Linked DNA regions of Homo sapiens: region 2 is linked to region 1. The links are chromatin loops, found by intact Hi-C in ENCODE. Cell type or tissue: ovary. All regions are shown on one strand. Links, peaks and the distances in the headings refer to the core of each region. The heading gives the core; the rest is flanking DNA. Region 1 overlaps ORC4 (origin recognition complex subunit 4). Region 2 overlaps KIF5C (kinesin family member 5C).

Region 1 (8,345 bases), core at 160-8,159:
CTAATGCACAGGAAGACATGTCCAAGGTTGTTTATTGCAGTCTTGTTTATAATTGGGAAAAAAAAAGAAATGAAAGATGTCTGTCAATAGGAAATTAGGAAATGAATAATCGTGGATATATACAAAGAAATATAATGAAAAAATGAATAAACCAGAATTGATACTGCCTCAACATGGGTAAAACCTCACAGTGAAGAGAGTTGTGAAGATACAATATATTTATATAAAAGTTGAAAATTACTCTGTTGTATAATACATGTATATGTAGTAGAAGTATTAGGTTGGTGCAAAAGTTACCATTACTTTCAGTGCCCAAAATGGCAATTACTTTTGCACCAACCTAATAGTATAGACATACTTGGTTGTTTTATGTGGGGAAGAGTAGAGTCCAATCCGGAGGAGATGGGCTTCAACTCTAAAATCATATTTCTTAAGCAGGTAAAGTAGTCATAGATATTTATTATTCTCTGTTGCCTTTGTATATGTTAAAAAAAATTTATGCCTTTGTGTCCTCATAGCTTAGCTCCCACATATCATATCAGTGAGAACATACGATGTTTGGTTTTCCATTCCTGAGTTACTTCACTTAGAATAATAGTCTCCAGTCTCATCCAGGTCACTGCAAATGCTGTTAGTTCATTCCTTTTTATGACTGTGTAGTATCCATAGTATATATATACCACATATATATATATATCCATATATCCATAGTATATATATACCACAGTTTCTTTATCCATATCCATAGTATATATATACCACAGTTTCTTTATCCACTCGTTGATTGATGGGCATTTGGGTTGGTTCTACGATTTTGCAATTGTGAGTTTTGCTGCTATAAACATGCACATGCAAGCATCTTTTTCAAATAATGACTTCTTTCTTTTTCAAATAATAACTTCTTTTCCTCTGGGTAGATGCCCTGTAGTGGGATGGCTGTATCAAATGGTAGTTCTACTTTTAGTTCTTTAAGGAATCTCCACATTGTTTTCCAGTGGGGCGAGGGATAAAAGACTACAAATATGATGCAGTGTATACTGCTCAAGTGATGCATTCACCAAAGTCTCACAAATCACCACTAAAGAACTTACTCATGTAACCAAATACCACCCATACCACAATAACTTATGGAAAAATGAAGTTAAAAAATAAAAATTAAAAAATTAATAACTAAAGGAAAAAGGAAAGGAGAGAGAAAGGGAGGGAGCACTGGCAATCTAGGTCCCAACCAGTAGGAGAATGAAGGACAAGGATTGCCAAACTCTCTGCCCAGCTAATCAGTTGCGCCCTTGTTAAGGTGAAGGAGAGTTTCTTGGATAATTATATCCCAAATATTGCATGGCACATACTACTAAGAAACTATTTATTGTTTATTTGAAATTGAAATTTAACCAGAGGTCATGCATTTTTATCTGCTAAATCTTGTAACCCTAAATGACCAAATTTAACTTTCATGAAAAATACAAATAAAGAAGGAAGGAAGGAAATCTTCAAATACTTGAGTAGCAACTCTGGTCCAGGACCTCTGTTCATTTTTGAACAGAGAAGCAGCACAAGAGAAGGAGACTGTGCTTTCAAGGAGAGTTATTCCTGAGTATAAATGTGCTATTTTCTTTTCTTTTTTGTACAATTGAACATAAAACAGCTAACTTCTGTCTAAATTAATACTAACCTGGCTGGATGATTGGGTGGTGAAAAAGTTAACAAGTAAGGCGTAGATCTGCCTTTTGGGCTTGTGTTTGGGGCTTTTATTAGTAAGTATTCTTAATTATTTTCAGTTTCTTCTCCTTGACCTACTCCTCTTTAAACATTGTTCTTCCAAGCAGTAAGTAAACAAGTTATGCAACTGGGATGGGTTAGAGAGAGCAGCAGGAACTTTTTTTATGCTTTACATCTGCAGTTATGTGACACACAAATTGAAATACTGTATTTTAATACAACTGAATTTGAGAATACCTTCCTAAGCATTAATATTTACTCTCCCTTAAGAATTAACTATACAAATTCAGAAGTTTTGCACAGTATCTCCAAAATGCCCATGTAAATACGTAATTGTTTTTCTGATCTGTCTTTCCCTAGATGCTTGCTTTAAATCGAGTAACAGCATCGCACCCATTTATGACTGCCGTAGATCTAATGGAAGCAAGCCAACTGTGTAGCATGGACTCGAAAGCAAATATTGTACATGGTGAGAACCCAGCCTTATTTTTTAAATTGTGGTTTTTAAAACTTTGAATTTAGATAATGGAATGTTTTTAAAATTACAATTAACGTGGGCATAATGCTTTATAAAATACTTTCGTATCCATATAGCCTTTAACTTAGTCCTTTTAAAGGTACTATCACTCCCATTTAAAGTGAAAAAAAAATTTGACGCTCTGCCTCTTTTGCCACATTGGAAATCCAGGTAAGACTGTGTTGCTGATGTTATCATTGTATCAAGAACTACTGAAGAGCATTCTCTGGGTTTCAGTCATTTTGGGTTTGTTATTTCCTTTTCCAAATGTAATGAACCTTTTCCTCTCCGGGGAAAAAAGGAATACACAGATTTGGATATAATTTCCAGGAGTTTAGGAAGTCTCTAGATAAATCCTACGCAAAGGCCCTGTGTGATTTAAAGTCACATAACAATTGAAGTTTATTTTGTTTACTGTGGGCCATATGGTGAGTGCCTGATAATATTTCGCCAATCTTTGTGACATTTCTAAAAGTTTAAAAATATCCTTATTTTGCAGATAGGAAAAAAACTAAGCTCAGGGAGGTTAAGTAACTTAAATTTATATAGATAATTGAAACACATTGAAATCTAGAAGAATCTTGACCTTCTTCACCCCTCAGAACCATAGATCTTTCACTATATTGTATTCTTTGGAGAACAGTTATTTCAGTCTTATATGTCATTAAACTGATAGTTTTTTTTCCCTTTTACTGTAGGTCTATCAGTCTTGGAAATCTGTCTTATAATAGCAATGAAACATTTAAATGACATCTATGAGGAAGAGCCATTTAATTTTCAAATGGTCTATAATGGTGAGATGAGACTTAAGTAGCTTTTTTCTGACTCTTCCCCACTGCTTATTTGAAGGTATAATGTTGTCATTGCTTTCTACTCAGAGTTTCAGAAGTTTGTTCAAAGGAAAGCACATTCCGTTTATAATTTTGAAAAACCTGTTGTCATGAAGGTAAGATTTAGTTTGCTGTCATTTTTCTACAGACAAGTATATTTTTTACATCCAATTTGATTATGTATTAAAATTGCACTTTCATTTTTAAACATTAAGTATTATAGAGATTTTTTTCAAAACAAGAAAATTATCTAAAAATGAAATATTTTGGAAAAATCTGAGGAAGTGACCGGTTGTTTTAGTTTGTGGAGGTATACTGCCCTCTGCTGTCTCTTCAGAGCACTTGCATCCCGAAAACAACTATTCAGTATAGTGTGTGATATAACCTTTCCCTTTCCAACCCAAGGATTGGCTTTTATAATCTCAGCAGTAAAAGGAGAAAACAATGAAAATTAGAGCCATTAAGAAACTTAAAAGACAAAATCTTATTGGCCTGTGAGGGCATACAGAGAAAGTGTTATTTGGGGGCTGAGTCATGAGTTTTACAACTTCAGGACTTCATGTAGATTACCATTGTCCACTACAAAGATAATGTGAGCCATGTAATGTAGTTTTAAATTTTCTAGTACCTGTAAGAAAAATAAAAAGGTTTAATTTTAATTATATATTTAATGCAACATATCAAAAATGTGTCATTCTATAATCATTATAGAAGAACAGTAAGGTATTTTACATTCTTTTGAATTAAGTCTTTAACATTTGGTGTACATTATATTTAAGCACATCTCAATGGCCTAAATGTTTACTGGAAATTCTTGCTGTTTAGATTCCATAAAATGTATAGCTGAGAAAGTAAATTTACATTTTGAAATTGTTCTAAACATGCTCAGAATTTTCTAATAGAACTAAATATCCATTTTTAAGTTTAAAAAAAAATTGAGTCACACATTGAAGTGCTCAGTAGCCTAGCGTGGACAGTGCAGCTCTTGAAGATTTTAAGGAAAGAAACTTTTAAAACAGTGGATTCCCCAAGTCCATTGGCATCCCTTATAGGCCCTAGTAACCAGAATTTCATTTCTTGTAGCAACAAAAATGAGTACAGAGCATTGCCATTTCTTCAAAGAAACAGGAAAAGTATTTTACAATACTGGAGGGTTTTTTTCCCCTAATAGTCTTATTTTGTGAGAGCTGTGAAAATGGAAAGGTTACCCAAGTATTTAAATTTTTTTTTTTTTTTTTTTTTTGAGATGGAGTCTCCTGTCGCCTACGCTGGAGTACAGTGGCGGGCGCAATCTTGGCTCACTGCAACCTCTGCCTCCCAAGTTAAGCGATTCTCCTGCCTCAGCCTCCTGAATAGCTGGGATTACAGGCGTGCACCACTATGCCCATCTAATTTTTGTATTCTTAGTAGAGACAGTGTTTCACCATGTTGGTCAGGCTGGTCTCAAACTCCTGACCTCATGATCCGCCCACCTCGGCCTCCCAAAGTGCTGGGATTACAGGCGTGAGCCACTGCGCCCAGCCTGCATTTAAATTCTCAATAATTTGTAGCTGCTCATTTCTGAATTTTCAATTATGAAGTATTTTGCTATTTAGAAATGTTTTAAATCTGCACAGTTCTATTCAGCTCTTAACACCTGCAGCCTCCAGTATTTTCTCATGTTCAGATATGAAGGTATCTGAGCTGTTTCTCTATCAGAAGAATTTATGTGATACATAGAGAATATGTTCCAGTGATGTTTTTTACAGTGAGTTGTAAGAATATAATAGAATCCTCAGGAATCTATTTCAGTGTATCATTATTTAATGGTTAGTATATCATGATTTAATGGTTTTTTTTTTCATAACCTAATAACGTACCTAACACAACACTCAAGGTTAGAAAAGATATAATAGGTGAATATTAAGGATAAGAGGAAGTAGACAAGAAAGAGCCCTATTAAGATGGGGAAGATGGAAGAAGGTTGTGACAGTCTCAGTCAGACTTCTTAGAGGAAACAGGAGCCTGTCCCTTCTCCTCCATGTCCATACTAGCCTGCTGAATCCTTTACTTACAGGATCAGCTGAATATGTCTAGTTGACTCAAGGGTCTTTTTCTGCCTCCCTCTGTTACAGCTGTGTTACCTTTTTACATAGCAAAGCAAAAATAGAGACAGACAAAATATAAATGCAAATCTGAGTAGCCTAGGGAATTGATCAGAAAGTCTTATCTGATTCTTAGGTTTTTACAGAGAACTGGAAACTATTTATTAAAGTACTAGGAGGAGCTATGATAGAGAATGAGGCTAGGAAGAAAACCATATTGTATATATTGAATTAAAGTTTGCCGTGTTTACATTCAACAATATATGGACAAGTAAGTGTGCACTGACACTGTTTTACCTGATAATATGAGTTTTCATGGGGTTGTGAGAGTTTTTTTAATCCTATTGATTGTTGTTACATTTTGCTTCCCAGTACTCTGTTCTGCAGCTGACCAAAATGCTAACTGTTCTCTGGGAGAGAACAGGAGAGTTGTCACTCTCCTCTCCTATTCAACCTAAACTATTTCTTTCATCTTTCAGGCTTTTGAACACTTGCAGCAATTAGAATTAATAAAGCCCATGGAAAGAACTTCAGGAAATTCACAGAGAGAGTACCAGCTGATGAAACTGCTTTTGGATAATACTCAAATTATGAATGCTCTGCAGAAATATCCCAACTGTCCTACAGATGTGAGGCAGTGGGCAACATCCTCACTAAGCTGGTTATGAATATAACCAGTGACTTCAACTTTGGCATTTCATTCATACTTCTGTAGAGAACGGAAAACTATTGTCCATTAACATGATATGCTAAACATTCTATAAACATTCTTGTATTTATGTGAGACTTGCCCATCTACTGTCTTGGCTGTGTCTTGCCTTTTAATCATGAACAGTTACATGATTTATAATTTCACTGATTGAGATTACTTTGTAAGTAGCTGTTCAGAAGAATAAAATATGACTGTTTTAGGGACTAGACCATGTGCTTTTTTAACACTTATATATATAATGGTCTATTTGAAGAGCTCACTTCAACCTAACAGCTAGATGTCTTTACAAACCTTAAACCAAAGGAGTAAAAAAAACAATGGTAAGCACTGAAGTATAATAAGTAACCTTTGGTACAGCAGGTTTGCTGCAGTGTTTTTTTCTGTCCACATGCAAATTTTGGATTCTATCCCAGACCCAGGTTTTCTAGTTCAGAAGACTAACCAGCTTAGTCAGAAGATGGTTCCATGGAAGAAAAAGGCCAAGGAGTTTGAAGATTTTTCTTCTAGACATCTCAAAATGTGGTACTCATACCATCCACATCAGAATCCCTTGTAGGATTTTCTAAAATTACAGATTGTTGAGCCTACCATAGGTCAAAAGGACTGGAATTTTCCTTCTTAACAAGTATAGTCATGGCACCACGTAACATTTTGGTCAATGACATTGTATAAAGGGTGGTCTCATAAGATTATACCATATTTTTACTGTACCTTTTCTATGTCTAAATATACAAATGTTTTACCATTGTGTTACAGTTGCCTACAGTATGATTACAGTAACATTCTGTACAGTGCTATAGCTGAAGAGTAATAGGCTAGGCTATCTGTATAGCCTAAGTGTGTAACAGGCTATATACATATCATCAGGGTCTGTGTAAGTATACTCTGTGATGTTCATACAGTGATGAAATCACCCAAAGACACATTTCTCAGAACGTAGCCCCATCATGAAGTGACGTGACTACCAGAGATTTCTGGAAAAGCACTCCCAAAAGTAATGAGATGTGTATGGCAATGTTAACTGAACCTGTTTGTATTAAAAAGTAAATCCCTATGAGGAATGTGGAAATGTCCGTCAAAGCATTGTCTTTTAAGTAAGTTCCAAGATCCATGAATTAACAGAGGCATATATTTAAAATGAAATTTAATGAGCACTTAGTGACTTCATTTGTTCAAGAATATTTGATTTCCTATTGTGTGCATGGGAGGTTTACAAAAGACAGACTGTCCCTATGCTTGTGCAGCTTACAATCTATTTAACTATTAGAGGCCCTGTGAGATGTAGGCAGTTATTTACAGATGAGAAAACTAACACAGCAGTGGCAATGCTGGGAATGGCCAACAGGCTTGGAATTCAACTCAGTTTAGCACCAAAGCCAGTGCTATTAAGACCTGAAGTTCAACAGTGGATTCCTTACCAAATAGTTTTTAAAGTATGCTCTAAGGAACAATGTTTTAATGAAATCTTGGATACAAAGTGGAATAAAAGGTTTCTGAGCATAAAGTAGCTCTTCAGTAGTTACAACCTATTCTTTTGCATACATAGCCTTTCCTTCCCTGCAAAAAGTTAAGCCTGCTAAGTATTCAGATCCCTGTCATTTACTTCTCAGCAGTCTCATTCAAGCTAAGGCTTGCATACTCAATCTGTGCCGTAGTCTACACATTTTTAGGGGATATTTCACCAAAATACTTGACATGGTAACATCACTATTATATACTAGAAGCAAGAATTTTACACTTATGCTCTAAGTGATCCTTTTAAAAATTTTCTGAACTATTTGAGGAAAGTATTATTTGTCTTAAAGGGTAACAGCCTCATGAAATGACTTGAGGATTCCAATTTCTTATTAGCTTAAGATGTCACTTAAAAGCTGACAGCCCTCATCTGTCTCATTGGCTACATAAGAGCTGCAGAAGATCCATCAATAACCAAGTATAAAGAAAGATTTTAAGACTAAGTACCAATTGAGGTAAACATGAAACCGTTATAAAGCAAATTAAAAAAAAATACATTAGGAAAAGTTACACAAATGAAGTGTACGCCTATTATATTCCCAAGGCATTTTTGTGGGGAGGAACAGTGCTGCTTGTTGGCCTTTCCATATTCCCTCATACAAAAATGCTAAAATCTATTCGCAAGAGTTTTGAGCTAACTTCGTCTCTTAAATTGCTTTAATTGTCATCAATAAAAACAAATATGAAAAACCCTAGTTTAAAAAGCGGTTCAAGAATAATGTAAACTTATACATATAGCTTATTTTCTTCATTTACTAGAGGAGGAAAAATAGAACCAAAAAATGCATGAACTCCTGCTTTTCAATCTGATTACCTCAAACTGAAAAGCAGGTGAAAGGAGGAATATTTCAGTGTGTTTTTACATCTGAATCCAAGGGATCCAAGTGGCCCAGCAGAAACGGAATTCTTGTTAAAATGACTGATTCTCGTGCATGTGAAAGGCTCTGGGGAATGAATACCTGTTTGGT
Region 2 (8,345 bases), core at 103-8,102, 1.1 Mb before region 1:
AGAGAACTTTAGAACAGGTACTCTTTAAACTCAACACATCATAATATTCTCGACTCTGATCTCATACAGCAAAGTCAGTGTCAGTCTGAGACCTGGACGATTCAGAGCACCCCACTGGGCCCTCCTCTGGCTACACCCTACTCCACTAAGCAAAGAGTTCACAGGCCAAAGGAACATGTCCATCTGAACCTATGTCCCCTATAGACCACCCTCAGAGTACTGGGGACCTAGAAACTTCCTACTCCAGGTCTGAAGGCCAGGGCTGGCACTACCTCTTCCTCACCCATTTAAACAAATGGCAGCCGGCATCTAACAGTTCCATCAGTTCACACCGGGTGCAAAAGGGAGTTGGACATGGAGCTGGTATGTCCAGCTTGAAAGAGAAGAGGGTGGGCTGCAGGCCATGGGGTCTCCATGAGTACCCTTGCCTTGGCCCCGAAATGTTAGAGGCAGGCTGGCCAAAACACATGCTTTTGGTATCATAGATGACCTAGAAATCACAGATGAGGTACACTGTTGCCTAATGCATATCATTTTTATTTTAATTTTTTATAAATAACAACTATATAATCATAAAAAAATAAAGTTCTAAAGCAAATCCAGAAAAAGTGGTGTAAACCATAAACCAATCTATGGACTATTTCCCCCTGATATTCCTGGTCTTAGCTGCAGGAATGCAAAGCACAATATAAATCCAACTCAGCATTTTCATTTTCACTTAACTTTATACCATTAGACTTTCCCAATGGCTAGGTTTTTACATTTTTTATAAGAGCTGCATAATATTATTCCATGTAACTTTATCTTATTAGTCTATCAATGGATATTTGGGCAATTTATTTTATTATAATGCAAAATAACACTGTCTTCAATACCTTGCATAAAAGCTTTTAATATTTTTAATCAGGAAATGAGAATACCATATGAAATAAATTTTTTTCATTTTCATTAACAATGAAAAATACTGTCAGTGAAATTACTGGACTAAATTATACTTACATTTTTATGGTTTCTGATTTCCACGGTGCTTCCCAAAAGGACTGACCAAATTATACTTTTATCAACAATGTATGAATATATCAATTTTACTATCACATATTAGCACTGAATAATCTTTTCAATACATTTCTGCTTATTATGCTGGTTATAAAATGGAACCTTGTGGATCCATTTTAGACAGAGAGGTTGGAGATGTTTCTATGATTACACATTATTATGGTTAAAAGCATACCAGAATAAAGTGTGCTTTTGTCCGCCTCAGTATTATTTGACACACCAATCCATGTTGGTATCTGTTTCCTGTTTACTCCAAATGACAGCCTATTTTAATGCCTGGCATAAAGCAGCAAGTAGTATACAACTAGACCCCTCCTGGAAACGTCAGACCCAAATACCAAGCTCAGATATCAGTGGTAGCCCAGAAACTGGGTTGCTGTTTTCTGAAGCTACCTTATTAAACTGAAAATGCCACTCCAATAGGAAGAAGAGCAGCCTTACTCAATAGGCAAGTGAAATGTACCCTCGGGCTTGAAAAGCCCTTGAAGACATGGGTTTTGGGTTCACACACATTTTTTTGAGTCCTAGCTCTGTCATTCACGGGCTGTAGGTGTTTGGACAGACATTTAGTCTAAATCTCAGCTGCCTATCTGAGGAATAATAATAAAACCTGCCTACCAGGATTTTTTTCAGATTAAGTGAGAAAATGCATGTGAAGTACTTAGCACAGTGTATGGTACATAGTAAACACTCAATAAAATGCCACCTGCTACTACTACTATTAGTAGTAGTTTCTGTTTTTCCATATTAAAGTGGACCTATGGTAGAGATTAAAAGATGAGGGAATATTGCCTTACTTACAGGAGTTTTAGAGATTCCACCCAATCTTTTACATTCATTAGCTAGCTAGCCATCCATCTATGGATGGGTAGATAGATATATCCTCGAAAAAGGGAACGGACTCAACAGAATTCATCTATTTCACACAACAAAATGTAGCCCTAGGAATAGACCTGGGCTGCCATCACCTGGGGAGGCCAAGCTTACACAAAGCAGTCCCTCAACTAAGCCTAAGGTGCACCATCAGCACCAGCAAGGGCATGGAGGGAGCAGATCTCAAGACAACAAGAGTGCAATGATGGGGAAGGGAAGGGCCCACCTGGGAGATGAGCAGCTGGCAGGCTGCCAGCTCCCGCTCGCTGGCATTCATCTTCCTGTTGGAGTCCATCTGGGCGCTCTCGAGCTGTTTGCTGCGGTTCACCAGGGACTTGACCTCTGACTTCATCTTGCTGATGTACAGGCGGGCCATGGTAAACTCCTCCTCAATGACTCCATTCACATCTGCCAACTGAGCAAAGAAGGGGACACACTCAAATGTTGCCCACAATTTCCATAGGTTCACGGACTCCCTGGAAACCTGCCCCTGGATCCCCAAGGTGTCCATGGATTTCTGGTTCAGAATCCTAATTAAAGGACAAGCGGAAAGTACTAAACATTCAACCCCAAGTTCTCCTACACCTCAGGTGAAACTTTCAGTTGAAACCCCCTACTAAATATAATCCTCAATTAACTAGGTTTTTCATTACCATCAATTTTTAGAAAGAGAAATGACAGCATAAGAAGAAACACTGAAGATTTTTAAAAGGAGATAACTTCAAAAAGGTATTCCATTCAATGTCTTACACCTTACATCTCTGTAACAGCAGCGACACCCAATGCTCCGAAAGGTGATGCTGAATTCCTATAAAAACTCAAATCAAAACTTCATTAATGTTCTCTATAGTGTGCTTATTCAGGTAGACAAGTAGTGTAATGCCTTGAATATGTTTCTATAAACAAGGATTGAAATAAAAAGGTGTTTCTATGTAGTCCTCAATTAAACAGAAAATCGAATAAATAAGAATGTACTATGAATTACCAAAGGGCTTCTTGATGAAGGTTTCTCAGCATAACTTTTCATTACTACTACCAGTCTATTTTCCTTTGCCTTTTCACACCTGTTCCTTCCAAACAGACAGTAATCTAGCTCATTATTTAAGATCATCTGAGAACAACAGTCTAAATCCACCTTAGAAAAGAAGATTCTGACAGCCAGCATTCCCGCATGATCTATATTTAGTTTCTAAGTTTCAAAGCTCTACTTGAAACAAAAGTTGAAGCAAGCTACTTGGGATAGAAACCCATCCGCTGAAATGCAAACATGGTCTTTAAGAGCAATTGACCAAATGAGCAAGTAACTGTGTGCATATTTTGTTTAGCCACCAGAGTGCAGCCTAGCACCTTAAGAGAAAACAAAGAGCCCTGTCCAGAATCCAGCGCAGAAACACAGGCTTCCACTGGTTGAAAGACAATGACTCCAACCGTGGTTTTTTGATGTTCCACAGTACACTCTGAGTGCCCACCTATGTCGTTATTGATGTCATTCACTCATCATATCACTATCTGTTCAGTAAACATTTGAGGGCTAAAAAAATGGAACCAGGTATCAGCCCTGAAATTTGGTAGCAAATATGAAGTACACTAGAAACTGCTGAGTGCCTGTAGTTTGGCATCAACCTTACCATAAGAATTCAACAACAATATAAATAGCCAACACACATATAGAAAAGGCTCAACATCATTAATTATCAGTGAAATGCAAATCAAAACCACAATGTGAAACCACCTTGCTTCTGCAAGAATGGCCATAATAAAAAAAATAAAAAAAAATAGATGTTGGCATGGAAGTGATGAACAGGGAATGCTTTTACACTGCTGGTGGGAACGTAAACTAGTACAACCACTATGGAAAACAGTGTGGAGATTCTTTAAAGAACTAAAAGTAGATATGCCACTCAATCCAGCAATCCCACTACTGGGTATCTACCCAAAGAAAAGATGTCATTACATGAAAAAGACGTGCATGTTTACGGCAGCACAATTTGCAATTGCAAAAATATGGAACCAGCCCAAATGCCCATCAGTCAATGAGTAGATAAAGAAAATGTGGTGTGTGTGTGTGTGTGTGTGTGTGTGTGTGTAAAATCATGGAATACTACCCAGCCATAAAAAGGAATGGAATAGTGGCATTCGGAGCAACCTGGGTGGAATTGGAGACTATTATTCTAAGTGAAGTATTAATAACTCAAGAATGGAAAACCAAACATCGTATATTCTCACTCATAAGTGGGAGCTAGCTATGAGGACACAAAGGCATACGAATGATACAATGGACTTTGGGGACTTGGAAGAAAGGGTGGGAAGTGGGGTGAGGGATAAAAGAGCACACACTGGGTACAGTGTACACTGCTTAGGTGATGGGTGCACCAAAATCTCAGAAATCACCACTAAAGAACTTATCCATGTAACCAAACACCACCTGTCCTCCAAAAACCTACTGAAATAAAAATTAAAAATTAAAAAAGTTCAACAATAGTACATGTCAAGTGACTCCAGTGTCAACAATACTGCAGAATGTATGTCAACAGCAAGAAAATTGACAAGTATCTATTTCTGACTCTACCTTCATGGAGGTCCTTGTTAAACCCATTTTACTTCCGACTGCCAAAGATCTGCCTACCAAAACCACTCCTCACTATATTCCTTTTCTATTCTAATGGCATGGAGACACTGGGTGAGAAAAGCATGCAATCTTTAAGTTGAGTGTGTTCTGCCACTGTCTTTAGTCCAGTGTAGGAGAAGGATGAGAAACACCTTCCTGAGCCTGACCAGGTGTATCTTACATCTTGTCCAGCCTCTGCAGAAAGACAAAGTAAAACCCATCTCTTCCACATGGAATTCACAGCCTACACCAGCTCCTGGTAGGAAAACGCTGCTGAGCCAGAAGCTCTGGCACCCTGGGAAGAGAATGAATTCCTCTTCTTTTCCAGGTCTGTCAAAGTAGGACACTTTGTCTTTTATGCCTAGATCCCATGTAAATTGAGGAAGAGTAAAAATATAGATATGTATAAAGATGGGCTTCCTCCAAAATAAGAGCTAGACATTTCTTCTCCCAAACCAGAGCTATAACTTCTGAAGCCAGTTCCTGTCCTTGGAGATCTAAAAGGAGATTTTGAGTTTGTGCCTGATGGATAAAAACAATACCCCTAACAAAGGGGTTTTAACTGTGAGGTTTCTTACCACTACAAAGTTCATATATTTAGTGGTTTCATGTTCAAAAGTTTCCAGTAATTTCAGGACACTGTTATTTAAAAAAAAAAAAAATCAGTTTGCTGCTGAAATTTTATTTATAACTGTCCCAGAGTCTGATAATGCCCCCAGTAGTACATACTAGACCATGGGATCCAGTATCAATGACCAACCCAGGAGAAAAGACCACACCGTCATGAAATCTATGGAAGATGTGGCCTGCTGCTTCTACCTGCCTATACAGGGAGTCATCCCTACCTCTCCACCTCCCTACCCCCATCTCTCAAGCATGGAGTGGCTGTGCACGATGATGAACTACTGCCATTCCTAGGCCACACCCAAGGTAAGTAAGGTGCATGTTCACATTTAAAGTCATAAAAGTTAGAATGGGACAAAAAGAAGTCAGTGTGGGCCAAAAGAAAATAAGGCAGCCAGTCCAATTCAGTTCATTTACTCTACCTCAACTTCTATTCAGGTTCTGGCTAAATTCCTTTGAAGGTAGCAAGGTAAGGTAGGCCCCAAGAAATACAAATAAAATCCTAACCCCCCGAATGACTGAACAGACCCCCTCGTGGCCAAGGAGACCCCAGAGAAATGTTAAATACCGAGTTCCAGCCCAGGACAGATTGGGAAGTTGGAAACGCCTGGTCATACACCCTCCCTCGCCAATCAGCATTAGGCTTTCTTCCCCAAGGGTTAAACAGAAGCCAGCCCTTTTGAAATATTCACTCCACTGCTTCACTGCTGATAACCACAGCCTGCCCCTGCCCCTCTCTTTTGCAATTTCAACACAACCACCAACCAAAGTTCCTTCCCCAACGAGAGACCACCAACCATGAAGTGGTTCTGGTTCTGGCCAGGCTACTAAGGCTGCACACAGCCTTCATATCCTCTGCTTCACCCTTTGATGTACAGGGCCTAATTATAATACATTTAAATGTTAAGTCTCCAAATAAAAGTGAACATGGGACCCATGTTGCATACATGTTTTCCTACTACACATGCACATGCCACTCCTTCATGAATCTTCATAGCTCCTCCTGTAACCTGTTGAATAAGTTTATTTGGCCACCCTGTGAAAAACATAAGTCCCTGTCATTCTTCCCATCCTCAAAGTGCTTCTTTCTGGCTTCTGGCCAAAGGCTACACTTCCCAACCTGTAAGAGTGGCCACCCTGCAGGCTGCAACCCATTATGAAAAATAAAGCTCTCCTTTCCAAATGTATGGACCTCATCATACTTCTGTTGACAGTTCAGTGCCACCAGTACATGAAAGGAAGAGAAGGCTCACTCATAAACTTCGATAAAGTTAACATTGGGCTCATCTTGTTATATGCTGGACTCATCTTGTTTTGTTGATGAAACAAAATGACTGGACTCTGGAAATGTTTCAAGACATGATTGAGCTGGGGATATATGGGTTTTTCTGTTTTCTGGCTTTTCAGAGCTGTCATATTCTAGAACTGTGGACTGGGGAAGGCTCCAATAGTCATATTTTTCCCCCATCCCAGAGCCCTACCAGGAGGGACCTTGTGAAAATTAAATGGCATTTTAGGAATAAAAATACAAAACCACTGAAACAAATTCCCTTGATCTGTTCATTTTCCTATATCAAAAGAATTACTATATCAATTCATAGTCATGACCAATAAGAAAAGTACCTGTACCTATAAGGATAAATCTAAAACAAATGTGCAGAAGTCAAGTAATTTCTGAGCCGACAATTTTTGATACTGTCTGAGCTTATCTTGTCATTTTATAAATTAGAAAAATGAAGCCCAAAGAAGTACAGTCACTCATCCAAAGTCATACAACTACTCCCTTAGCTCTTATCACCCTAATGATGAACTCATAATTATATGAAAAAAACCAGAATGATAGAAATGATGGCTATCAATGAAATTAACTAGGACATCCAATGTCTGGAATCCAAAAATAATCTCAAAAATATCCAATTGAGTATTTAAAAACAATCTCAATCTCAATCATAGTTCAGATTCCCAAAGGTAAAGACTCTTTTTTCAATACTGAAGCACCCAGACACTCCTGATTTCATTAGCATTTTCATCAGCTCTATTTTAGAACTTAGCATAAAAATACCTTCTTCCTTTATCGTTATCAGCAGCAAGCATCAACTTCCCATATATCAACTCCACCTTCATATTGTGAGGCCATTTAATCACCTCACATCGAATTTTATTGCTCAACACCAATGTATGGTTCAAAAAATTAAATCTTCAAATATAAAATCACCAAATTGAAGCTTAATAAGATTAACTCTATAGTATCTGAGAAGTCTGTGCTAGAATTAGATTCATTCACAAGGATTTATGAAATAATCAGTTACAATAAAGGTTCCATGAAAGAATGGTTACATTTACGAGCGGTCATGTACTCTAAGCTGGGACCTGTTACACCATCCAAAAACGGCTTTCAACATTTCCCAGAAATAGTCTACAAAAGGAAGCCTGATCTTGGGAGCATTTTCCAGTATTTAACAATCCCAGCTCACGACCTGAGTGTCCCCACTAAGCAGACTGATGTAGAATTCAGCCTTTTAAAGATAAAATGGCTAAATTCAAAGAATTTGGTTTCAGGGAATTGTGACATGTAAGGTAAGCAATGTAATACCATTCCCCAGCTCAACAAAATCAACATATATTCATCAATGACTCCTTTGTATAAGATGCTGTATTATTATAAAGCTATGGTGATCAAAACATTGTGGTATTGGCAGGAAGATTTGATCCATGAAACAAAATAGAGAGACCAGAAACTGCCCCCACATACTTTTGGGGGAGATGGGGACATTCATTATCTTAACGGTGCTGATGGTTTCATGACTGTACACATACGTCAAAATTTCTCAGACTGTATACTTTAAATATGTGCAGCTTTATGTAAATTATACCTCAATAAAGCTTTTTGTTTTGTTTTAAAAATGTCTCTACCCTGTCTTTTTGGTTAATAACAACAATAGCCTTTCTATATTCCAGCAAATTGTTACCTGTTCTGGGCTGATACCATTTTTAACTCTATCTCTTCCTTCTATTCCTAGTTTCTGGACAACTTTATACCACCCCTATTATCCCCACATCTCTTACTTTCTCGCTGTCAACAGCACCAATGGCCAGGTGTGGTGGCTCACGCCTGTATTCCCAGCACTTTGGGAGGCAGAGGCAGGCGAATCACTTGAGGCCAGGAATTCGAGACCAGCCTGGC

The links. Hi-C counts contacts between places; a loop is a spot of excess contacts. Peaks named below come from ENCODE experiments on the same cell type or tissue, not always from the same donor. Only the 100,000 strongest peaks of a DNase experiment are listed, where the experiment ranks them.
Region 2: it touches region 1 in a loop (14-fold over the local background); 78 of 110 quality-filtered maps call a loop at or near these places.

The regions. Positions count from the first base shown.
Region 1 is chr2:147,932,983-147,941,327 of GRCh38, reverse strand. ORC4 (origin recognition complex subunit 4) reads left to right here. Exons shown (of 14, transcript NM_181741.4): 11 at 2,080-2,188; 12 at 2,935-3,030; 13 at 3,115-3,182; 14 at 5,630-8,345. The coding sequence ends at 5,818. Among named protein-coding and RNA genes, the nearest start is that of ORC4, 84 kb to the left of the region's middle. In ovary, for the core only: a CTCF peak has its summit at 3,397 (motif pointing left); no DNase peak of the experiment used is centred there; H3K27ac peaks cover 1,236 bases.
Region 2 is chr2:148,985,009-148,993,353 of GRCh38, reverse strand. KIF5C (kinesin family member 5C) reads right to left here. Exons shown (of 26, transcript NM_004522.3): 16 at 2,156-2,344. Among named protein-coding and RNA genes, the nearest start is that of LYPD6B, 50 kb to the left of the region's middle. In ovary, for the core only: a CTCF peak has its summit at 3,260 (motif pointing right); no DNase peak of the experiment used is centred there.